Regions from separate parts of the Mus musculus genome. Here all the other regions are linked to region 1. The links are chromatin loops, found by intact Hi-C in ENCODE. Cell type or tissue: heart. All regions are shown on one strand.

What was found. Hi-C counts contacts between places; a loop is a spot of excess contacts. Peaks named below come from ENCODE experiments on the same cell type or tissue, not always from the same donor. Only the 100,000 strongest peaks of a DNase experiment are listed, where the experiment ranks them.
Region 2: it touches region 1 in a loop (2.9-fold over the local background); 4 of 42 quality-filtered maps call a loop at or near these places.
Region 3: it touches region 1 in a loop (19-fold over the local background); 13 of 42 quality-filtered maps call a loop at or near these places.

Annotation. Positions count from the first base shown.
Region 1 is chr5:121,615,232-121,623,231 of GRCm38, forward strand. It overlaps Acad12 (acyl-Coenzyme A dehydrogenase family, member 12), which reads right to left and starts at 3,707. Exons shown (of 11, transcript NM_178799.3): 1 at 3,540-3,707. Acad10 (acyl-Coenzyme A dehydrogenase family, member 10) reads right to left here. Exons shown (of 21, transcript NM_028037.4): 19 at 7,448-7,591; 20 at 6,759-6,836; 21 at 5,798-6,148. The coding sequence ends at 5,978. In heart, a CTCF peak has its summit at 3,892; DNase peaks (open chromatin) are centred at 3,830 and 6,090; H3K4me3 peaks cover 1,989 bases; H3K27ac peaks cover 1,769 bases.
Region 2 is chr5:121,845,273-121,853,272 of GRCm38, forward strand. It overlaps Pheta1 (PH domain containing endocytic trafficking adaptor 1), which reads left to right and starts at 3,725. Exons shown (of 4, transcript NM_175474.4): 1 at 3,725-3,852; 2 at 5,198-5,274; 3 at 5,896-6,007; 4 at 7,279-8,000. The coding sequence starts at 7,305. In heart, CTCF peaks have their summits at 2,900 and 4,973 (motif pointing left); DNase peaks (open chromatin) are centred at 299, 2,939, 3,669, 4,729 and 4 weaker places; H3K4me3 peaks cover 3,048 bases; H3K27ac peaks cover 3,843 bases; H3K27me3 peaks cover 227 bases.
Region 3 is chr5:121,673,223-121,681,222 of GRCm38, forward strand. Brap (BRCA1 associated protein) reads left to right here. Exons shown (of 12, transcript NM_028227.3): 6 at 2,008-2,156; 7 at 5,542-5,617; 8 at 5,989-6,127; 9 at 6,595-6,704. Among named protein-coding and RNA genes, the nearest start is that of Brap, 17 kb to the left of the region's middle. In heart, no CTCF peak of the experiment used is centred here; no DNase peak of the experiment used is centred here.

The DNA of each region.
Region 1 (8,000 bases):
GATCGATCCACTGACTGGGTCCAGAGCCCTGAGAGGTAAATTGTTTCTGGACCCCATCACTAGAACACCAAGAGGCCTGAATTCCTAAATCTGGAGGCCCTCTTATTCAACTATGAGAAAGTAGGCTTTTATTGGGGCTTTCAGGGCCACACCTATAACCTCAGCACCAGGGAGACAGAGTCAGGGGATCTCAGTGTCTCCGGGGCAGCCTGGGCTACATGAGACCCTATCTCAGACACATAAACAAACTCTGAATAGACACAGAAACTGACTAGCAAACAAAACCAAGATCTAAAAAAAGAAGCCTTTCGGGGCTGGAGAGATGGCTCAGTGGTTAAGAGCACTGACTGCTCTTCCAAAGGTCCTGAGTTCAAATTCCAACAACCACATGGTGGCTCGCAACCATCTGTAATGAGATCTGATGCCCTCTTCAGGTAAATCTGAAGACAGCTACAGTGTACTTAGATAAAAAAAAAGAAAGGAAGAAAGAAAGAAAGAAAGAAAGAAAGAAAGAAAGAAAGAAAGGTGAGAGCTTAAAGAGAAGAGGGGCCAAGCAGCTCCAAAAAAAAAAAAAAAAAAAAAAAAAGGAACCTTTCGTGTCTTTTTTCTCTTTTATTCTTGAGAAAAAAAATCTTGCTCTGTAGCCCAAGCTGTCTCAGGTGCTTGGGTCCAGGCAATCCTCCTGCCTTAGTCTCCTTACATAGCTGGCATGGGAGGGACATATGGACCGCTGTGCCCAGCTAACAAAAGATCAAATAGTAAACCATGAAAATCTCAAGATGTACCGATTCATCAAAATTTGGCCGCATTTTGTACTTAAAACAAAACAAAACAAAACAAACCCCAAACTCCAGACTCATGAGCCTCTCTCAATTTTCGTCTTTCCATGCCGAGGCCAAAGTCTATGAAAGACAACACCCTGATGCGGAGGCAGAGGTTACAGGCTTATGCTGCCACTTCTGTGTTGTGTATCCCTGGGGAATCTGGCCTTTGTGCACACTAGGCAAGCACTCTGTCTGTCCCCCTTCTCTCCAGGCCTTGGCACCTGCTGTGCCACCAGACCAGAGCTGTTCCCCTGCTTCACCTGGCTGGTGAATTTCTACTCACTGTTACACCTCAGCCTTGCCCTCTTCTCTGTAGATTTTATTTCTTTTCCCCATTGCTGACTGTGGCAGTTTTGTGGTGGGCTCCCACCCCCAATGGCCCTTTTTCATAACTGTAGTGGAGTATTTAACCTCTACAAACACGAACTGTTCTCCTAACTGCTTCTATGGTAAGCCCCACAAGACAAGGATTGTGTTGTCTTTTAGACAGCCATCTCTTGGGGCTCGGTGCTAGAGTCAGAACAGCACCTCAGGCTAAATGACCTGAAGGATGAGAAACTGGATAGATCAGAAAATAGCATGGAGTCCTGAGGATGCATGGCTGTATCCCTAGCACATGAGAGGCAGAGGCAGAGGCAGAAGCAGGGCAGCCTTGAATGTCCAAGCTAGCCCAGGCTAGCCAGCAAGGAAAGGGAGAGAGGGTGCAGGGAGGGAAGAGCTAGGGACATGTTTGAGTGGCTGTGATCCAGGATGACTCCTTGTCCACTTCTGGTTAGCAATGCTAGTTTCCTGGGACTGGCATCTTCTATACCACAGAGCATCTTTGTTTTCTCCTTGTCAATCAGAATGAGGTTAGACTAATGTAGGCTTCCTGCCTCGATCATATTTCATAAATGACCACATGGTGTATAGTTTTATATTACAGACATGGTGTTGTAAAGACATAAGGGATCTTGTGTTTGACTGGTTTCCAAATCTGATTCTGCTATCCACTGACAGTGAGGTCCTAGATATGTTAGCCTCTCTGAGCCTCAGCTTCTTCCTCTGTAAAACGGGGACAATTACAGTACCTATTGCAAAGGTGGGGGCAGGTTACCATTGCCTAAGATACAGAATGTAGAGCTATCAAGTTAGTGTGTGTCACACTACTTAGGGTTATCTAACACTTGACTTGGGGGTGTGCCTCAGCAGAATGGCTTGTGCTTAGCATGTTGGAGACTCTAGGTCAACCTCAGCACCATAAACTAGTGTCTGACACAGTCAGATGATCTACACTCTGTGGATGCATGGTGCATTTTCATATATTCCCATTATTCTCCATGAGGGAGGTGTGATTTGGCTAGATCCATGCAAATTTTTTGGTGGTCATCATGAGTTGAGAGTACTACTGTGGTCTATGGTTCATGGGCACACATACACGCACCCAGAAGTGGTATCAGGACGTGAAATGTGAACAGAAGTTGGGAAACCCTAGCATTAAAAGGGTATGAGACATATTACATAGGAAATAGTGTGAACACCTCTATATATTGTATGTTCCTGTTAAAGGTACAATTTGTATACATGGCCTCTCCTGGACCTCTTACATTATAGCATGTACACAATATTATCTGCCCTGTCGTGTCATGTTTTTTTCTCCAAATACGCACTAATCTTACCTGGCTTTTCTCTCTCTCTTTCTTTCTCTCTCTCTCTCTCTCTCTCTCTCTCTCTCTCTCGTGTGTGTGTGTGTGTGTACTGGACATTATGTCGATTATGTCATGTGTGTTTGTGTGTTTATACTAGACACTGAACTCAGAGCTATAACCCAAGCATTCTACCACTGAAGTGCATTCCTCAGTGTGTGTGCTCACTATAGCACCTGCACAGAGGACAATCTTGAGTTAGTTCTATCCTGCTATCTTGTGAAGCACAAAGCCTTCAGCAGAAGTCTGTAACCCTGGCACTGGCGAGGTGGAAAAGGCAGGAGGGTCAGAAGTTCAAGGACATCCGATTCCAATACATAGAGAACACAGCTTATTTTTTCTCCAATATATAGGGTTCTCAGTATCTTGGGCTATACCAGACGTTGTCTCAAAACAATTAAACAATGGCCAGAAGGTGGTGGGGCAGGACTGTATAGAACTCCGGAAGCAGAGGCAGGCAGATCTATGAGTTCGAGGACAGCCTGGTCTACAGAGTGAGTTCCAGGACAGTTAGGCGTACTTGGAGAAACTCTGACTGGGAGAAGAAACCAATAAAAACAAACAAAATAAAACCAAACAGAATCAACAACAAAACCAATTTTAACCATGACCTCTAGGCTTTCCAGTGTATCCCTGTCTCTATACATCGTTTCATTTCTCAACCGTGCAGTTATGCATTAAGAGCTCAGGATCGCACGAGTGCCAAAGCTTGTCCTGTCTGGGGCTGTTTTCTTTTCTTTTTTCTTGTTCTTTTTTTTTTTTTTTTTAAGTTTTTTCGAGACAGGGTTTCTCTGTATAGCCCTGGCTGTCCTGGAACTCACTCTGTAGACCAGCTGGCCTCGAACTCAGAAATTCGCCTGCCTCTGCCTCTGCCTCCCAAGTGCTGGGATTAAAGGCGTGCGCCACCACACCCGGCTCTGGGGCTGTTTTCTGTGTCCGCAAAATCATCATCCCACGCAGCCCCGCAGTGCTCGGCTCTCAGTGGATTATCTGTGAAGCCACTGCGCTCCTAGCCAGCCCATCGTCATACCTGCAGAAAGTTACAACCCTGAGGTCGAAGACCCAGGAACCCTCTGATTCACGGTGAACCCTGCGGGAAAACTAGGGAGGACAAATGGAGGAGTCAGATGCAAAACAAACCAGAAGACTCAGCGCGCACTGCGCACGCTCCTCGGACACTGTCCAGACGGTCAGCCAAGGGGGGGGGGGGGGGGCAGAAGCGACTGACGAAAGCGCATGCGCGACTTGGGCCACGCCTCTTCCCGCCGGCGGGTGCGCGTGCGCGACCCCGCGGGTCAGAGACGGCGGCCGACAGACGGAAGCGGAGGTTGTGACTCGGCCACTTGGGGCTGCCGCTGCTGAGGCGGTGGCGGCGCTGCCACCGGTGGGCTCGTCCGGCCACCGGGGCCCACTCCGAGCAGGTGACTGGCCACACCGATCATTCTGTACTTTGAGCTAAAGATCGGAAGATTGGGAGTTTAAAGGCAGCCAGGGGTACAGCTTGATCTCACGCCAGAAAAGACAGGAGGTCACGTCCAAGTGTGGCGGTCGTCCAAGCCTTTATCCCAACTGGATTTTGGATGGAGCTTCAGTCACTCTGAACACTTGATGTCTTCTTGGATGGTTTGCAGTGTCAGCATGTCCTCACTGTGTGCCACAAGAGTGTGGTTTTACTTATTTCTTCTAGACTCAGGTACATGTCCAGTGTCTGCCACAGCTACTGCACAGGCATCGGTGCCGGGAAGCCGCTGTCCACCTGGGCAGCTGCTCTGCCTACGACAGCAGCCATTTCTAGCTCTACTTTTAGTTTCTTTCTGTCTCCTCCTGTCCTCTTCCCTTTCCTCTCCTTTCTTCTGTCTCTTTCTCCCTCTCTCCTTGCTAAGTACAGTTCTACCCCTAAACTCTCAGTCCCTGTCTGTCTGTTGTTTTAATGGAAGCAAGGTCTCAGGTCAGAGATGTAGTTCTGTTGGTGAATTCTTGCCTAGCATAGAAGCGAGGCTAGCCCCAAAAAGGATACCCTGGGTGGAATTCCTAGCACTGCCTGAACCAGACATGGTGCATCCTAGTTTTAGGGAGTTGGAGGCTTGAGGACCCGAAATTCAAGGTCATCCTTGACTATATAGAAAGCTTGAGGCTAGCCTAGTCTACATGAGACCCGTTTCTAAAGCAAACTAGGGGACCAGGGAGGTGCTCAGCAGGTAGAGCATTTCCTGCACTTGCAGTCACTGGTTTGGTTCCCAGCACCCAGGCTGAACAGCTGGGTGTTACTTCACAACCAGGAATCTGAAGGTCTCTTCTGGCTTCTACAAGTATTGTTTCACATGTTGTATAGAATATACTCAAGCACACACATGTGGACAGATACTATAAATCACGACTCTAAGATGGAAAGCAAGCCCTCACCACATAAATCCAGCTGATCTGGCACTCATGCAAGCAAAGCTAGCCTTGAGCTTCTGGCGTCCTTCACGTCTCCCCTGAGTGCCCCCTACACACATGCCCCTCTGCACCTGCCAGCTTCTTCAGGACTAAGGAGAGGCAGGTAGACTGGTGCTTCCTTCTTGCCTCTGCCTACTCCTGCGTTCTCCTTGCTCTTCATGACCGAGCAAAGATGGAATGGGTGCTTGATACACCTTGAACTTCCTCACTTGGTGGCACTTCAGTCACTTACAACTGTATCCCACTTCCTGACACGTTGACCCATCCAACAAAATGTGTTAATGACCAGTGAATATTAGTTCACCTCAATTGTCGTGGAAAGGGTTACCCCAGTGGGCATGCTGTCACATCTGTAATGCTAACACTTGGGAGGTGGAGGCAGGAGATTCAGGAGATGAAGGTCAACTGCTCTGAGGGGCAGCGTTTCATGTGTGTGTCTGGAGAGAAGAGCAGCTCAGCAGTTAAGTGCACTGGCTGCTCTTGCAGAAGACCCAGGGTAGGTTCGAGGACCCACATTGGGCTATTCACAGGCACTTAGAACCCCAGCTCCAGAGGATCTAACACCTTCTTCTGGCCTTGGTAGGCACACACATACTCATGACTATAAGCCTGTTTAGAAAATCTGGCTCAGGCCGGGCATGGTGGCGCATGCCTTTAATTCCAGCACTCGGGAGGCAGAGGCAGGAGGATTTCTGAGTTTGAGGCCAGCCTGGTCTACAAAGTGAGTTCCAGGGCTGCCTGCCAGGGCTACACAGAGAAACCCAGTCTCGAAAAAACCAAAAAAAAAAAAAAAAAAAAAAAAGAAAAAAAAGAAAAAGAAAAGAAAAAATCTAGCTCAGAACAGGATATAGTTGCAAATGTATTTAATTCCAGCACGTGGAAAGCAGAGGCAGGCAGGTCTCTGAAGAGACCCCAGAGAATATCTTCTTGAAAAGACCCTAGGAGGTTCAGGTCACAGTAACTGTCCCAGACTGAGTTGCTGGATAGGATGTGAGGACCACACATAGCAGACCATGCCAAACTCAGCATCTACACTCTGGGCACTGCTGGTTCCTGCATCCTGGACTGATTCTTCAGTTCCATCTTAGCCACTGTCAGCTGGTGTACTTCATCAGGGCCATCAGCGAAGCGCAGGGCTCGGGCCCAGCCAAAGAACTGAGCCAGGGGGTAGTCACTGCTGAGGCCCGCTGCTCCAAAGGCCTGGAGACACAAGAGTGGAAAAACAAGAAAGTCTGAGTTCTAAAAGTGGCAGGCTGCTCAAAACAGCTGGCGACTGCTGTCTTGACTGAGGTCCTCTGTGTCACTATGTGTCCCAGACTTCACATAGGGCCATATTGTCATCCTTTGGATGCCCTGCTCACCAAGCCCATTCTCCATGGTTTGCTTCCACTACTGAGAAAGTTCTGTGTGGGACCAAGTGTCAGGATGTGTACCCCACAGAGTCGGCACTGGGTGTGAACAGGAACAGGCCTCCCTTAGGCCTGAGGCCCCCTAATGCAAGAAGAATGCACTGAACAAGGAACACACTGTCCTGGGTGGGTGGGGGTAGGGTAAGGTGGGGTGGGGTGGGGTACCAAGATCAGTTTGGAGATCCAGGCAGTAGTGGTACATGCCTTTAATCCCAGCACTTGGGAGGCAGAAGCTGAGTTTGAGGCTGGCCTGCTCTACAGAATGAATTCTAGGACAGCCAGGGCTACACATAGAAACCCTGTCTCGAAGAAAACAAACGAAACCCCCCAAAACAAATAAACAAATCAGTTTGGAGAGGAAGGTAGCAGGCACAGGAGGAGGCCAGTCCAGGGCTGCTCACCTGAATAGCGCGGTCAATTACGTGATAGGCCATGGAAGGGACGACCATTTTAATCATTGCAATGTCTAAAGCTGCAGTCTGCAGGAGAAGGCAGAGGAAAGAAAAACAGGATGAGGAGCTAGGAGGACAACAGAAAGCCAAACTGTCAGGGTGGCTGCTGGATACAGTGCTGTGGGCAACAGTGGACCAAAGCTAGACCTGGGCATCCTCAGGCCGCCAGCAACAAGGGCATCAAAGAACCCGGGACAGAATACCTGGCTCCACTACCTGGTAAGGCAGCTCTTGCCTGGGTCTAGGACCCCTGCATAGGAGGCCGGATAACACAGCAATCCACATGCATCATGGCCACCCACCATAGGAAATGGGTAATGTTGCTATGGGAACAGGCTCCTGTGTAGGCTAATGCTGTATTTGGACCAGGTCTGCGGGGGTCCTTTCTCCTAGCTCTCCTCCTTCATCTACCTCCATGCACCAGCATGGTCCAGGGCTGACCACATGGTGGAAGTTCACCTCTCTCCTGGGGCCTTTTCTGGTTTGCAATAGATGACTGACCCTCTAGAGTTCAAACAGAACAGTAGCAGTCATCATTGTCCAAGAGCTGAGCCTTCCCACAGTTTGCCAAACAAGGAGAGACAGGTAGATTCCAGTGTCACCTCAGGGTGACCCCTGTCATCTCTGAAGCCTCCCACCTTATTTCCGGCCACATCCATGAGGTGAGCAGCTTTCAGCACCAGCAGCCGGGCCTGCTCGATCTCCACACGTGACCGGGCAATGTCTGCCAGGATGGTGCCCTGCTCCACAAGGGGCTTCCCGAAGGCCGTGCGGGACATCACCTACAGACACCAGAGGGACAAGGCTGAGAAGGGAGGCCTAGAGAGGCCCCGGGAGGCTCAGAGTGGATGACTGCAGAGGAGCCAGGCACACAGGACAAGAGAGAGCAGATGTGAGAACCGCCTGTCTGACAGACAGCTAACTGGGGTTGAGGGTCTGAGGTAGGCAATGCAGTGCTCACTACAGATGACACACCAATAGAGAATGTCCTGCAGAGGCTGATGGCTGATTACAGCTACAGTGATTCTGGAGAGCTGGGAATAGTACAGGCCCAGAGCCTTGAATCTTGGGCTATCACTCACAGGACCTCAGGAACCATTTATTGCCCACTTCTGTCATGACAACAAACCTTATGACTGAGGGAAATCCGTCTGGAATGTGAAGATCGCTACCTTCCACCAACCCAAGAGC
Region 2 (8,000 bases), 230 kb after region 1:
CCCGGCCCATCCCCCTTTTTCTAGAAACTTATTTTCTGAGTACCTGGGACAGTAGGATGCATTCTAAATGCTCCCGGGACAGGAAGGAAGGAGGGAAGGAGGGGGGGGGAGGGAGGGAGGGAGGGAGGGAGGGAGGAAGGAAGGAAGGAAGGAAGGAAGGAAGGAAGGAAGGAAGGAAGGAAGTGAACTCATTAAGAAGAAGGGCTGGGTGGTCATCTGCCTCCTGGAAGAGGAAGTGGCCCCGTGAAGGGATCAGAATGGGCAGCCAAATATTGGAGGCTGTGGGAAGTCTTCTGGAACAGCATACAGGAAGAGGTCTGGGGCACAGAGCATTCGGGAACAAAGGGAGGGCAGGTGTTGGAGGATGGGGAAGACAGAGGAAGCTGTTTGGGAGGAGGCCGGAGGGGTGGTCAGAGCCAGTAAAAGGAAGGCTTTGTGGCTGCCCGAGAGCAGGCAGTCTGGTGCTGAGGAGGTGAGGAGCCACTGCAATGCCTTCAACCCAGAGAACGGCAGGATTTGTTTGGAGGCTGAGGCTGCTCTGTTCTCTGTGGTGAACAGAGCCCAGGGCCCAGGGGGTGCAAGGAGGAGAGGGAGAGGACCCGGATGGGCAGCTGATGAGGAAGTGCTGGATTACAGATGCGGCTTGGAGTCAAAACCATATCCTCTGGAACAGCCCAGCGCTGGTTCCCTAATTCTATTTTCTGGACTTTCTAAGTCATGGTCCCTTCCTCCCATCTTCAGTCCCCAGCCCCAGAGGTATTGGTTACACGAAGGTGGAGGGGCAGAGAAGGAAGATGCATTCTGGGTCAAGGATGGAACCTTACTCAGACAGGAGAAGGATAGAATGCCAACTGCAGCAAGACCTAGCCTTGAGCCCTGGAGAGGGAACTCTGGCAGGAACGGGCAACGTGGATTCGGTGCGCTTGATTGTGGAATCCACAGAGATGCAAAGCTGTCTGAGGTTATCTAGCCTGGGGTGTGGGGACTGAGTCTCCCGTTTTTGACGGTGCGGTGCTGGGAATTGAAGCTGGGACCTCACACACGCTAGACAGGTACTGTACCACTGAGCTAGCCAGCCCCAGCCCTGGGATCTTCTTCCAAGATAATAATAATGTTTCCTAGCTGGGCAAGGTCATGCTTGACTTGGGATTCTAGCACTTGGGATACGGGCAGGAGCATAGCGAATCCAATTCCAGTCTGAGTGATATACCGAGGTCCCACCTTAACAAACAAACGAACCTGCCCACAACCAGACAAAGGTAGTTGCTTGGTAACATTGGGAGCGCATCAAACACAGTCAAGTCGGTTGCTCTGAAATTGATTTTTCAAGTGAATTTCACTTCGATTAAAAAAACAAAAATAAGCCGGCGGTGGTGGCACACGCCCTTAATCCCAGCATTTGGGAGACAGAGGCAGGTGGATTTCTGAGCTCGAGGCCAGCCTGGTCTACAGAGTGAGTTCCAGGTCAGCCAGAGCTACACAGAGAAACCCTGTCTCGAAAAACTCAAAACAAAACAAAACAAAAAAATAGCTGAGTAGTGGTACGCACACCTTTAATCCCAGCACTCTGGAGGCAGAGGCAAGCAAGTCTCTGTGAGTTGGAGGCCAGTCTGGTTCATAAAGTTGAGGCAGAACAGCCAGGGCTACACAGAGGGCATAGATCTTAAAAACAGGCACCAAGTTTGCCAGCTCCATACTACTCCCCTACTCTCTCCTCCAAGCTGTCTGTCTTAGTCAGGGTTTCTATTCCTGCACAAACATCATGACCAAGAAGCAAGTTGGGGAGGAAAGGGTTTATTCGGCTTACACTTCCATACTGCTGTTCATCACCAAGGAAGTCAGGACTGGAACTCAAGCAGGTCAGAAAGCAGGAGCTGATACAGAGGCCATGAAGGGATGTTACTTACTGGCTGGCTTCCCCTGGCTTGCTCAGCCTGCTTTCTTATAGAACCCAAGACTGCCAGCCCAGAGCTGGCACCACCCACAAGGGGCCTTTTCCCCTTGATCACTAATTGAGAAAATGCCTTACAGTTGGATCTCATGGAGGCATTTCCTCAATTGAAGCTCCTTTCTCTGTGATAACTCCAGCTGTGTCAAGTTGATACACAAAACCAGCCAGTACACTGTCATCAAGACTTGCTCAGACCACTACAGTAGGCTTCCGCTTGGCCTCCTGGCCTTCCCTCTTGTCCTACAGCCCTCTAGAGATCGCATCTCTCCTCAAAACCCTCCACAGGCAAGGCATCATAGTGCGGGAAATAAATCCCCCAAATTGGGAGGCAGACAAGAGGCTCTCTGTGAGTTCAAGACCAACCTAGTGTACTAATTAATTTATCTAGTAAATTAATTAGTTTATCTAATAAATTAATGATTTATTTAATACTTATTAATTATAAGTAATAAATATTTTATTATATTGAGGCACAATCTTGCTATATAGCTATATATGTATATAATATATAATATAAAATATTGCGTGTATATGTATATATGTGTATATATATATATATATATATATATATATAGCTTTCCAGATGTCCTCTTACCACTCCCTACCAAGGCCTGAAATTACACGTGCTCCCAAGCACACCTGAAAACAAAGATTTCCCAAAGTTCACAGGGTCCTATGCAATAAGGCTTCCTAAAAGCCTTCCAACACGTAACTTCTTCCTCCACTTGCTCTCTGCGCTTCTCTGTGCCTTTGGACTTGCGGTTTCCTCCATCCGGGACACCCTTCCTGCAGGTCTCCAGTGGGCTAGGTCGCTGCCCCTCAGTGGCCATTCCTGAGCGTTGGTTTGTCTCAGCCCCGCACTCCCGGCGGCTGTCGCCTATTCTCTGCCTCTCACCAAGCCCTGTTAGAACTGTTTTTTGATTGACTCCGAGCTGTTTCTCTCTGGATCAGTCTGCACCACTGTAGGCGCTAGTGAGACTCGGTGGAATGAAGCCTGGGATCCTGGTCTGTCCTGTTTCGCTCTTGTCCTCCGGCTAGGAGGACCCCGGACAGGAAAGTAGAAGGAAGTGAGGAGGAGGCAGGAAGAAAAGGAAGTGAAGGATTCTGGGAGGTGGGTCTGTGTGATTTTTGGGGAGAGGGGAAACCCCGGCCATTCCTACTTACTGGGAGCGCCTGTAGTTGAGCCACACCCTGTAAACACCACGCTTGTCTTTATATTTTGCATAGAATCCCAGCGACTCCTGGGAGGTCACGCAGGGGTGCAGTGGGTCGGTGGGCCTCTACCTCTGCTCACTTCTAGAACTCTCTCTTAATTTAGGCAAGTGTTTGGATGGCTCGGTATCCTCTGCGTTTTAAAACAGACTTGTGTTGATTTTCTCTGGAAACGCTGTGGGTTGAACGTTTTCTTTTTTCTTTTCTTTCTTTCTTTCTTTCTTTCTTTATTTATTTATTTATTTTTTGTTTTCGAGGCCAGGATGGTCTCGGACTCACTAGATATCCTGTGTGTACCTTGAGCAACTGGTGGGAGGCGGTTCCCTGGCATCTTTCACGTTATATTTCCCCAGGCTTGGCGACAAGCGCCGTTGAGCCGTCTCGCCAGGTTGCTCCGGGACCGAATTCTGGGAACTCCCGACCCTGGCACGGTCCCTTTAAGAGGGATTTTTCAGGCGCGCGTGTGGGGGCGTGGTAAATTCGGGGGCGGGACCTTGCAGGGCTGACCAATGGGCAGGCGCGTGTGGCTCGGAGGCGTTCCCCCTCCTGGGCGGGCCGCTCAGGGTTAAAGGGGCGCCCGCGGGTCGCCGCCACTCGGCCTCCGGGAGACAAAGGGCCCTGTCGTCGCCGGCCCCCGAGCTGTTCCGGGCCATGGGCAGGACAGACCGTCGCGCCGGTCCCAGAGCCAGGTAAAGCCGGGCGGGACGGGACCGCGACGGGGTCGGCAGCCGCGCGGCTGTCGCCCGGGACCCGCCCGCGGCCTCCATCGCGGCCCGGCCGGCGCACCACGGGGGCTTGAGGTTCCGCGGTGGTGATGCCCTGCCTCCGTTTCCCTCGAGTCCTAGCCGCGGGGCCAGCTGTGACCCCACGAATGGAGGACTCATCACTTGTCTTAATTTTTTATGTATTTACTTTTGTTTACGTGTGCGTGTGTGGAGGTCAGAAGACAACTTGGGGGGAGTCCGGGCTTTCCTTCTTCTACTTGGTTTCTGGGGATCAAACTCGGGTCAGAAAGCTTGACAGCCAGCGTCTTTATCCGCTAAACTGTTTTATTTTGTTTTGTTTTTGGTGGGGTTTGTTGTTGTTTTTTTGTTTTTTGTTTTGGTTTTTCGACACAGGGTTTCTCTGTGTAGCCCTGACTCACTTTGTAGACCAGGCTGGCCTCGGACTCAGAAATCCGCCTGCCTCTGCCTCCCCAGTGCTGGGATTAAAGGCGTGCGCCACCGCGCCCGGCCGGTTTTGTTGTTAAATGAGACAGAAGCTTAATGTGTACCCTTGGCTGGCCTGGAACTCAATAATGCAGAACAGGCTAGCCTCACAGATAGATCCACCTATCTTTGCATCGCGAGGGCTGGGATCAAAGGTGTGCACCACTATACCTGGCATGTGTGGCGTTTTTTGTCTGCCTTCCAAGTGCTGGAATGACAGGTGTGAGCGCCACATTGGGTGCCTTCGCCTGCTTTAGAATACTTTCCCCCTATAGTTTGTCACAGGCTGTCCTTAGTTTAGCTCATCGGTGCCTCCATGAAGCCCATTGAGGCAAACTGAGGTCTGGGAAGTGTTGGTAACTGGGCTTCCGGCCTGGGCCAGCCCAGACAAGAATTTGGTCCCTAAAGCATCGTGCTTAGACCCTGTTGCTTGTAGCTCGGAGCCCTCAGCAGACTTTGAACCTGAACAGAGCAGAGACGGTTGAATAGCAGGGAGCACTCCCTCCCTCCAAGGGGAAGCTAGAGCCTGCTTGTTTGCCGAGCCAGAGCAGGCAAGGGCTAGGGACCTGGCTGGGCCTTCTGTCTGCTGGTGACCTTGGCCAGGGTGCCCCCATCTGGGCAGTTGGGGGAGGATGGCTGATGGGCACCAGGTAATATTGTCAGTCTTGGTGGGGAAGAAGGACCCCAAGGTTTCTGCCCCATGGGGCTGTTTGTGTGGAGCTCTGTTCTTTGGCCAGGTCATTTTTTCCCACATCTATAAGTGTGCGATTAGGCATGACCCCTTGTCACAGTCCTCACGTTGACAAAGGTTTGCTTTGCCGTGTAGGCTCCCCAGCACAGGCTACACACTGGACACTCAAAGCCAGACAGAAGCCCCCACACCCCCTCTCTGGACTGACGCAGGTAATCCCCAGCTGGTGGTCTGTTTCGGTCAGAGGATGCTTCCTCCTAGGCAACGGCAAAGCCCGCCTTGTGGTAGGGAAAGGCACCTCAGGGAAGAAAATGTTTGTTGCCTTTGAGCAAGGTAGCCAGGTGGCTGAGGCCCGCTGACAAAGGCTGACAAAGGCTGACAAAGGCGGGCAGAGGTTGGGGAAGGAGCTGAGATTGGGGGTTTGGGCTGGGCTAAGCATCAGGTACAAGTCACAGGAGGGAAGAGTCCCGCTGTGGTCCCAGGGGAGGGCCCTAGGGAGGTGATCTTACCTTGAGGCGGCCAGATAGGAAGGGGCAAAGGTGGAGGCAGCTGGGGAGGGTGCCTGCGGTGCCTCCAGCAAACTTAGGTGGGGATCTTGAAATGGGAGCTAAACAAGCTATGTGTTAGAAGACAGCCAGGGGTGGGAGGATCACCTGGCCTCAGTGATTAGATGTGGGGGTGAGAGAGACAGCAGGGGCCACTTGCTGAAGCAGGATGGACTAGAAGGAAGCCGAGTACACCGTCACCTGCTGCCATGGCCAGAGGCCCTGGTTCCCTGTGTTCTGTCTCATTGTCATAACCTTGACGTGGATAATTTTGCTCTTACATTATAGATGAAGAGCTAGAGGTCCAGAGAGACTGACTGTGTGCCCCTGAAGTGACCCAGCCTGGAGACTGTGAGCTGACCTTCAAAGTGATTGAGCAGAACTGGGTGGGCAGCCTGTGGTAGGTTCTGGGAGAAGTAGGCCTGTCAGTCTCGTGCAATTGATTTGGGAGGGGTGTGTGAGTCCCTTGTGCAGAGAAAAACAGAGGCACAGAGAGGTGCAGCTGGCATAAAAAGCTACACAGCAGCCAGAGGCAAAGCAGGGATTAAACTCACCTGAGCCTTCAGGACCCCGAGGCCCCAGCCCCAATGCTCTGGGCCAAACAAGTCTTGGCCTCTGATCTGGCAGGAAGCTGTCCCCAACTGTAACGTGGGTGGCATGAGGTGGCAAAAATTAAGTATTTGTCTGGCAGCAGTTTCTCTCTCCACCCAGGTCAGGTGGCGCAGCCTGGCCCTACAGAGCCACCACCCTGACCTCATCCCTGCAGACCAAGGGTAAAGCACGGCACAGGCAGAGGGGCTGGGTGTTAGTGGGGTGCCTGCTACAGACATTCCAGGCTCTTCAAAAGTATGCCAGCCATCTGCACGAAGCAAGGCTGTGACGGGGACCCTACGGGTGCAGGGCCTGCCTCCTCCAAGTGGCCACACTGGTAACCCACGTGCCACTCCCCGACAGGCCCTACTGCCCGCTGCTGCCCCAGTGTGTACTTTTCGGGAGGTCTATGTTAGGGCGCCCTGTCCCTTCCGCCCTGACAGTCTGGGCTGAGCCTGCATTTTATCTAGGTTATTTTCCAACAGTTGCTCCGGTACTCTGGGGTTTCCTCCACTCCTGCCCTCCTCTGGTCACCCTCTCCACAGCCGGAGGATTTAACTTTGTGTTTGCTGTGGTGTCCCTATCCTGTTGTCCCTCTGTCCATGTTGTTCCCCCTCACCTCACCCACCCCACCTCGCGCCCTCATGCTCTTCCCTACAGCTCCCTCTCTCACCAACCTGACCTACAAACCAAGGCTGAGTCACAGACCTGGGATCTCCAGGCACGAGCAAAGGCTCTAGTCAGCTTGTTTTGTGACCTTTGCTTGGTGGCTGACAAAGGTTGTGCCTTTGTTTCCCCATCTGACACTGACACACAGATGCAAACATAAAACCAGCACACACCACCCAAGGTCATTGCTAGATAGAGCTAACCTATGCAAAATGTCTGGTGAGCTGACACTTAATGCTACCTTCCCTGGTCAAGGGCAGCAGGAGCCCTCCAGATGGCCGTGCGAGATCCTGGTTTGAGTCCTGTCTCACTGTGCTCACTGAGGGGCCTTGGGGTGGGTGTGGTGGGAGGAGGCTGCTGGTGGCCTGGGAGTCCTGGATGATCCTAGTAGTAACATCTGCTCCCGCGCAGGGGACAGGTTGCAGCTCCTCGTGACCATGAAGCTCAACGAGCGCAGCTTGGCCTTCTACGCAACCTGCGATGCCCCGGTGGACAACGCCGGCTTCCTGTACAAGCGTGGTGGCCGTGGGACCGGCTCGCACCGGCGCTGGTTCGTGCTCCGGGGCAATATCCTCTTTTACTTCGAGGCAGAAGGCAGCCGCGAGCCGCTGGGCGTCATCCTGCTGGAGGGCTGCACGGTGGAGCTGGTGGATGCCCGGGAGGAGTTCGCCTTCGCAGTGCGCTTTGCCGGGGGCCGATCCCGGCCGTACGTGCTGGCCGCTGACAGCCAGGCAGCCCTGGAGGGCTGGGTGAAGGCACTGTCCCGGGCCAGCTTCCACTATCTGCGCTTGGTGGTGCGGGAGCTGGAACAGCAACTGGCTGCCATGCGCGAGGGAAGCCCCGCCAACGCCTTACCCGCCAACCCGAGCCCGGTTTTGACCCAGAGACCCAAGGAGAACGGCTGGGTAGTGTGGAGCACGCTGCCCGAGCAGCCCTCGGTAGCCCCTCAGCGGCCGCCGCCACTGCCACCCCGCCGCAGGGCCTCAGCGGCCAACGGGCCCTTGGCATCCTTCGCCCAGCTGCATGCGCGATATGGACTAGAGGTGCAGGCCCTTAGGGACCAGTGGCGCGGAGGCCAGGCTGGCCTAGCCAGCTTAGAGGTCCCCTGGCATCCTGGTTCTGCTGAGACTCAG
Region 3 (8,000 bases), 58 kb after region 1:
GATGGCCTCGAACTCATAGAGATCCTCCTGTCTCTGTCTCCTGAGTGCTAAGGTTCAGTCTTGCTGACTACATGTTCTGGCTCTCATCTGCAGCAGGGCAGCTCCCTCGGAGCCTGGCCTGTACTACTGGCTCACTAGGCCATTTATAGTAAATAGCAGACTTGGCTCTGGAGGCCAGAGAGCCTCCATGATGCTGTAAGATTCTCTTCCTTTTCAAGGAGATCTTAATAGCCAGGCTTTCTCACGATTTTAATCCTAGTATTTGAGGCAGAGGAAGGCAGATCTCTGAGTTTGAGTCCAATATCTCCTCTACAAATAGAGTTCCAGAACTGTCAGGGTTTCACACTCAGCAGATAAAGGTATTTCCTGCCACAGAGCCTGTGAACTGAGTTCAGTGCAGGGAACCCATGTGGGTAAAGGAGAGAACTAACTTGTGAACGTTGTTCTTGGGCTTCCACATGTGTGTAATACATGTACACACACACACACGTGCACACATATATTCTAAATATAATGTAACTTATTTTTTAATTAACTATTTTGTTTTTTTTTTTTTTCAAGACAGGGTTTCTCTGTGTATCCCTGGCTGTCCCGGAACTCCCTCTGTAGACCAGGCTAGTCTCGAACTCACAGAGATCAGCCTGCTTCTGCCTCCTGGGTGCTGGGATTAAAGGCATGTGCCACCACTCCCCAGCCCATAAAAATGTAATTAAAAAAAATTTAAAATAGACCCTAAACTAGACCCAGAAGCTGGCCGTAGTGATGTAGGCCTGGAATTTGAGCATTCAGGAGGTAGAGTCCAGAGGCTGAAGAGATGGCTTAGCACTTAAGCTGCTTCCTGCTCTTGTGGGGGACACAGGTTCAGGTTTTCAGCTCCCTATATGGCAGCTCACATTGCCCTGTGACTCAAGTTCCAGAGGATCCAGTGTCATCTTCTGATACTTACTGGCTCATGCATGCATCTGGACTATGCACGTGTGCACACACACACACACACACACACACACACACACACACACATTTAGACACACACACTCAGACACAGACATATACAAATACAGATTTTAAAATTAAAAAGGTAGTGGGAAGAATTTTAGAACATCAAGGCCTTCAACTACTGCACAAGTTGAGGCATACCTGAGTTAAGCTGCACATCCAAGAGAAACAAAAAAGCAAGATTTAAAAGGGGGAATGAGGGCAGGTGGGGATTGGGAGCTGGAGAGATAGATAACAGTTAAGAGCTCTGGTTGCTCTTATGGAAGATTTGAGTTCAGTTCCCAACACCCACAAGACAGCTCACCACCATCTTGTTAACTTCAATTCCAGAGGATCTGTTGCCCTCTTCTGGCCCTCATGAGCACTATACATATGTTTAGTACCCAGACATTCATGCTGGCAAAACACCAATATATAGAAAAATTTAAAGCTGGGTGTGGTGGCACACACCTTTAATCCCAACACTTGGGAGGCAGAGGCGGAGGCAGGTGGATTTCTGAGTTCGAGGCCAGCCTGGTCTACAGAATGAGTTCCAGGACAGCCAGGGCTACACAGAAAAACCCTGCCTCGAACCCCCACCCCCCAAAAAAATAAAAAAAAAATAAAAAATAAAAAAATTGGAGGTGGAGAAATGGCCCCCTGACTGCTCTTCTAGAGGTCCTGAGTTTAAATCACCACAAGGTGACTCACAACCATCTGTAATGGAGTCTGATACCTCTTCTGGTGTGTCTGAAGACAGTGACAGTGTACTCACATACATAAAATAAATCTTTAAAAAAATTTTAAAAATGAAAAATTCGTTAAATCTCTTTATAAAGTAAAGAAAGGCAGCAGATGCAGCTTGCTCTCTGAGTCCTTGCAAAGCTGATTCAGGTTTGCTAAGAGTTCCAGGTGAGCCTGGCCTACAGGGGAACTCTGTCTCCAAAAGTGAACAAGAAAAGCCAACATGTGTCTTGTTTGAAGAAGATGGCAGAGGGTGACGTGTGGGCCTTAACCAGATGTTTCCTGTAGGGCGCCAGCCTCCCCGTGATGGACCTGACGGAGCTGCCCAAGTGCACTGTGTGTCTGGAGCGGATGGACGAGTCTGTGAATGGCATCCTCACCACCCTCTGCAACCACAGCTTCCATAGTCAGTGTCTGCAGCGGTGGGATGACACCACGTGAGTGCAGGGGCTGCCCCCACCCCCACCTCGTGGGCCCTTTATGACCTCTTCTTGGAATCCGAAATACCCATCAACAAACACTGCTAGTCCTTGGCTCTGCAAAGCTGGGATCTCAGAAGTGAAGAGACCTCAGTGTCTCTTCTCCCCTTCTCTCAGGTCTTGTGGAAATTGCCATTTGTATAATTTTTCTTATTTGTGTATCTGTGTATGTGTGTGTGTATGAGTTTATGTGCAGCACATGCATGCAGGTGCCCCAGGATGCCAGAGGGCATCACATTCCCTGGAACTGGAGTTAGTGGGTATCTGTGAGCTGCTGTGTGGGTGCTGGGAATGGAACCTGGTTCCTCTTTCTGCAAAGGCAGTAAGGGTTCTTAACCACTGTTCTATCTCTGCCATCCAAAAGTGGACTTCAAATACCAAGACCTTTTAAAAACCCTTTTATGGCCTCTGTAGGCACCTGCATACATGTGTGTGTGCACATGCGCGCGCATGTTTGAGTTTGAGGCCAGCTTTGTGTACAGAATAAGTAGAGCCCAAGGCAGCCAGGGTTCCGCAGAGAAATCTTGTCCTGAAAAACCAAAAAGTGAGTAAAAATAGCCAGGCAGTAGTGGCGCATGCCTTTAATCCCAGCACTTGGGAGGCAGAGGCAGGTAGATTTCTGAGTTCAAGAACAGCCAGGGCTACACAGAGAAATCCTGTCTCAAAAAACAAAACAAACAAACAAAAAAAGTAAGTAAAAATAGAAGAAACTGTTAAATTTAAGAGTTGGAAAGATAACTCACAGACTAAATAGCTTGATTCAAAAGCCAGGTGAGTGGCCACACCTATAATTCTATACTTTGAGCTAAAGATCAGAAGTGTATTAGTCAGGGTTCTCTAGAGTCACAGAACTTATGGATAGTCTCTAGATAGTAAAGGAATTTATTGATGACTTACAGTCGGCAGCCCAATTCCCAACAATGGTTCAGTCGCAGCTGTGAATGGAAGTCCAAGGATCTAGCAGTTACTCAGTCTCACGCAAGCAGGCGAAGGAGCAAGAGCAAGAGCTAGACCCCCTTCTTCCAATGTCCTTATATTGTCTCCAGCAGAAGGTGTAGCCCAGATTAAAGGTGTGTTCCTTAAACTCGGAGATTCAATCTTCTGGAATCCATAGCCACTATGGCTCAAGATCTCCAAACCAAGATCCAGATAAGGATCTCCAAGCCTCCAGATAAGGGTCACTGGTGAGCCTTCCAATTCCGGATTGTAGTTCATTCCAAATATAGTCAAGTTGACAACCAGGAATAGCCACTACAAGAAGGTTAGGAGTTTAAAGGCAGCCTGGGCTACAGAGTGATTCCACTCCACAAAAAGCAGAGGTCATGTCCAAGTGTGGTGGCCATCCAAGCTTTTAAACCCAACTGGATTTTGGAAGGAACTTCAGTCATTTGGTTCCCATGATGTCCTCATAGATGGTGTGGAGTGTCGGTATGTGTCATTGTGCTACACATCTTGGTTTGGAGTATTCTGTGCAGCTGCTCTGCCTCCTCCAGCAGCCATTTCTAGCTCTACTTCCCAGTTTCCTTCTGCATCTCCTCTCCTCTTCCCTCTCCTTTCCTCTCTTCCTCCCTCACTCCCCATCCTCCTCCCTATAGTCGTTCCTCTGTCTCTCTCCCTCTCTCTCTCCCTCTCTCCTTGCTAAGTACAGTTCTACCCCTAAACTCTCAGTCCCTGTCTGTCTGTTGTTTTAATGGAAGCAAGGTCTCAGGTCTAGAGATGGAGTTCTGTTGATGAATTCTTGCCTAGCATAGAAGCGAGGCTAGCCCCTAACAATGATACCCTGGGTGGAATTCCCAACACTGCCTAAAACAGACATGGTGCATCCCAGTTCTAGGGAATTGGGGACTAGAGGACCCAAAATTCAAGGTCATGCTTGGGTACATAGAAAGCTTGAGGCTAGCCTAGTCTACATGAGACCCGTTTCTAAAGCAAACTAGGGGACCAGGGAGGTGCTCAGCAGGTAGAGCATTTCCTGCTCTTGCAGAGTCACCGGTTTGGTTCCCAGCACCCAGACTGAACAGCTCACAGCTGGGTGTTACTTCACAACCAGGAATCTGAAGGTCTCTTCTGGTTTCTACAGGTACTGTATCACATGTTGTATAGAATATACTCAAGCACACACATGTGGACAGGTATTATAAATCACGACTCTAAGATGGAAAGCAAGCCCTCACCACGTAAATCCAGCTGATCTGGCACTCATGCAAGCAAAGCTAGCCTTGAGCTTCTGGCGTCCTTCACGTCTCCCCTGAGTGCCCCCTACACACATGCCCCTCTGCACCTGCCAGCTTCTTCAGGACTAAGGAGAGGCAGAGGCATTGGAGCTTCCTTCTTGCCTCTGCCTACTCCTGCCTTCTCCTTGCTCTTCATGACCAAGCAAAGATGGAATGGGTGCTTGATACACCTTGAACTTCCTCACTTGGTGGCACTTCGGTCACTTACAACTGTATCCCACTTCCTGACACGTTGACCCATCCAACAAAATGTGTTAATGACCAGTGAATATTAGTTCACCTCGATTGTCGTGGAAAGGGTTACCCCAGTGGGCATGTTGTCACACCTGTAATGCTAACACTTGGGGGAGGTGGAGGCAGGAAGATCAGGAGATGAAGGTCATCTGCTCTGAGAGGCAGCGTTTCATGTGTGTGTCTGACGAGAAGAGCAGCACTAGCTGCTCTTGCAGAAAACCCAGGGTAGGTTCCCAGGACCCACATTGGGCTATTCACAGGCACTTAGAACTCCAGCTCCAGAGGATCTAACACCTTCTTCTGGCCTTGGTAGGCACACACATCCACATGACTATAAGCCTTTTTTTAAAAATTGGCTCAGAGCCAGGCAGTGGTGGTGGCGGCGCACGCCTTTAATCCCAGCACTTGGGAGGCAGAGGCAGGAGGATTTCTGAATTTGAGACCAGCCTGGTCTACAGAGTGAGTTCCAGGACAGCCAGGGCTACACAGAGAAACTCTGTCTTGAAAAGCCAAACAAAAAAAAAAATTTGGCTTAGAACAGGTATGCAGAGGCAGGCAGATCTCTGAATTGTAGGCCAGCCTAGTCTACATAGCAAGTTCTAGGTCAGTCAAGGTTATATAGTGAAACCTTGTCTCAAAAAAAGCAATAAAAATTATTGGCTGTGTGTGGTAGTTCACATCTTGAGTCTTAGCACCTGGTTCTCAGTGAGCTTGACATAGTGAATTCAGAGCAGCTAGGATTAGGAGATCCTGCCTCCATCATGTAAATAAATTTGAGAGAAAATAAAGCCAAAGAGAAAGCATAAAGAAGGGAGGTTCAGAGTCCAGCTTTCAACCCCTGTATAATTCCATCTTCATCTTCATGTCCTGGATAGGTGTCCTGTGTGCCGATACTGTCAAACGCCAGAGCCAGTGGAAGAAAACAAATGTTTTGAGTGTGGTGTCCAGGAAGTAAGTAACTGGGATGTGGGATTCTTTTCTGCCCAGTGCAGTTTAGATTCTTTGTGAGACAAATTCTTTTTTGTCTGTAGTTGGGTGTGTGAGTACACAGATTGTTCATGCTTTTGTTTACTATTTATTCTTTTAAAAGACTGAGATGCCCACCAATCAGTCACTTGTGAATCTGTACTTAGGACTTTGAAAAAGCCAGAAAAGGGAAATGGTTGACCAATAATGTTGGAAGGTTGACCTGGAAGGTTGGGTCTTAGAACTGTATTATTCGGAAGTCTGTGGAAGAAGTCCCCAAGTGTTCTTTCCAAGTCATATGGGCCAGGTCATGTGCCTCCCTCCCCAGTCTCCAGTTGAGGTCTTCCCCCTTGCAGAACCTCTGGATTTGTTTAATATGCGGCCACATAGGCTGTGGGCGGTACGTGAGTCGGCATGCTTACAAGCACTTTGAGGAGACCCAGCACACATACGCCATGCAGCTCACCAACCATCGAGTCTGGGACTATGCTGGAGGTACGTGCACAGCTGTTTCCTGATTTAGACTCTTTCCTGTAGAAACCTCTCACAGGTGGTGTGGCAAACTCAGAGGGTGCCATGCCTCTGCCTCGGGATGACCCGAATCAAGAATTATAGAGACAGTTTAGATGTTTGTTCTTGCCCTCTCTCACTCGCTGATGGGCAAATGATTCACCAGTTTAAAAAAAAAATCATACATCAGTACATTTATATTTCTAAAAACGACCAAAATGTGTCATAGTTAAAAGCATGGAGAACTGGCTGGGCGGTGGTGGCTCAAGCCTTTAATCCCAATATTCAGGAGGCAGAGGCAGGAGGATGGATCTCTATGAGTTCCAGGCCATCTTTGTCTACAGAGCAAGTTCCAGGACAGCCTGGTTACACAGAGAAACCCTGTTTGGGAAAAGCACAATAAACTTTTCATTCCTAAGAAACTGCCTCTGGCTGACTTCTCCTCTCTTTAGATAATTATGTCCATCGACTGGTTGCAAGCAAGACGGATGGAAAGATCGTTCAGTACGAGTGTGAGGGCGACACCTGCCAGGAAGAGAAGATAGATGCCTTACAGTTAGAGGTGAGATGCTCTTGGCTGTCACTTGTCAACCACTATTGCTGCGTGCGTGTTTCCATTTTCTGGAGAAAGATGCTTTGACCCTTTCATGTTGTCATCTGCCCCGTGTCATTGCTGGGAAGAATTTCTGAAATGCTTCTTTTTTGAAAGTCTAAGCTTCCCTAAGCCTTACTACTCTTTCACTGTGATGTTCCTGGTTGTCTTAGGTTCAGGTTCCGTAGTTAAGGCAGTTCAGGTCATCTTCCACAGCAGCAATAAAGCCAAAGGCATCATGTTGCTGTAGGAGGCTACACAGAAGCTGGAAATGGAACAGACTGAGTCAGAGTGGACCCCAGCAGCACCTTCTTCCCTGGTCATTCATGTATAGCTGTGTGTTTATTGTACGTGCTTTGTGAATTGGGGTTCAGTTACTTAAAGGCATTTTGATTTTATACATGTGAAGGACCAACACGCTTAGCACACTGGGATTTTCCTTCTGAGAAGCCATGTGTGCAGGGCAGTCCTGTGCTGCCACTTGTTTGCTTGGTGATGCTTTGTCGTCATTTGTGGATTTTGGTTTATCAAGTAGTTCCAGATTGATCTCAAACTCATGATCCTCCTGCCTCCACTTCCCTGGTGATGGGACAATAGGAGCGAGCTAGCATGCCCACACAAAATTCTGTTAATGAGGAGGAAGTTTCAGAATGAGTCCTGTTTTATGTAAATTTAAAAAGAAAAGTTTAGCCAGGAAAACAAACCCAAAACTCCTGGTTTTCAGGAGTGGACTTTGGAAATTAGTTCATTTGTAAACTCTTTGAGATTTATTTATTTTTTCATGTAATGTGTATGAGTTTGCCTGCATGTGTGTCTGCACCATGTACATGCTTGGCACCTGAGGAAGCCAGGAAGTGGGCCTCAGATCCCCTGGAACTGGAGTTAAAGACAGTTGTGAGCCACATCTGTGTGCTGGGGACGGAACCTGAGTTCTCTAGAAGAGCAGCCTGTGTGTTTTCCCACTGAGCCATCTCTCCAGCTCCTCATTTGTAGATGCTATAGCTCTAGTAGATTCAGAAAGTGGCCTTCAGTATAGCTTGTACTCTTAATAAATTACTATACTGACAGAAAAGACAAACCCTTGACATTCTTTAGAATAAGTATCTCTTCCATATGAATTCTGACTAAGGATTGTTCAGGAGCTCACTGGTATTGAACTCAGGAGGTATGCACGCTTCCCACATGCTAGGATTAAAAACATGTGGATACCCCAACACACCTGACCTTGCCCACAAGTCTTCACACCCATAGCCCCTTCTTGTTGTG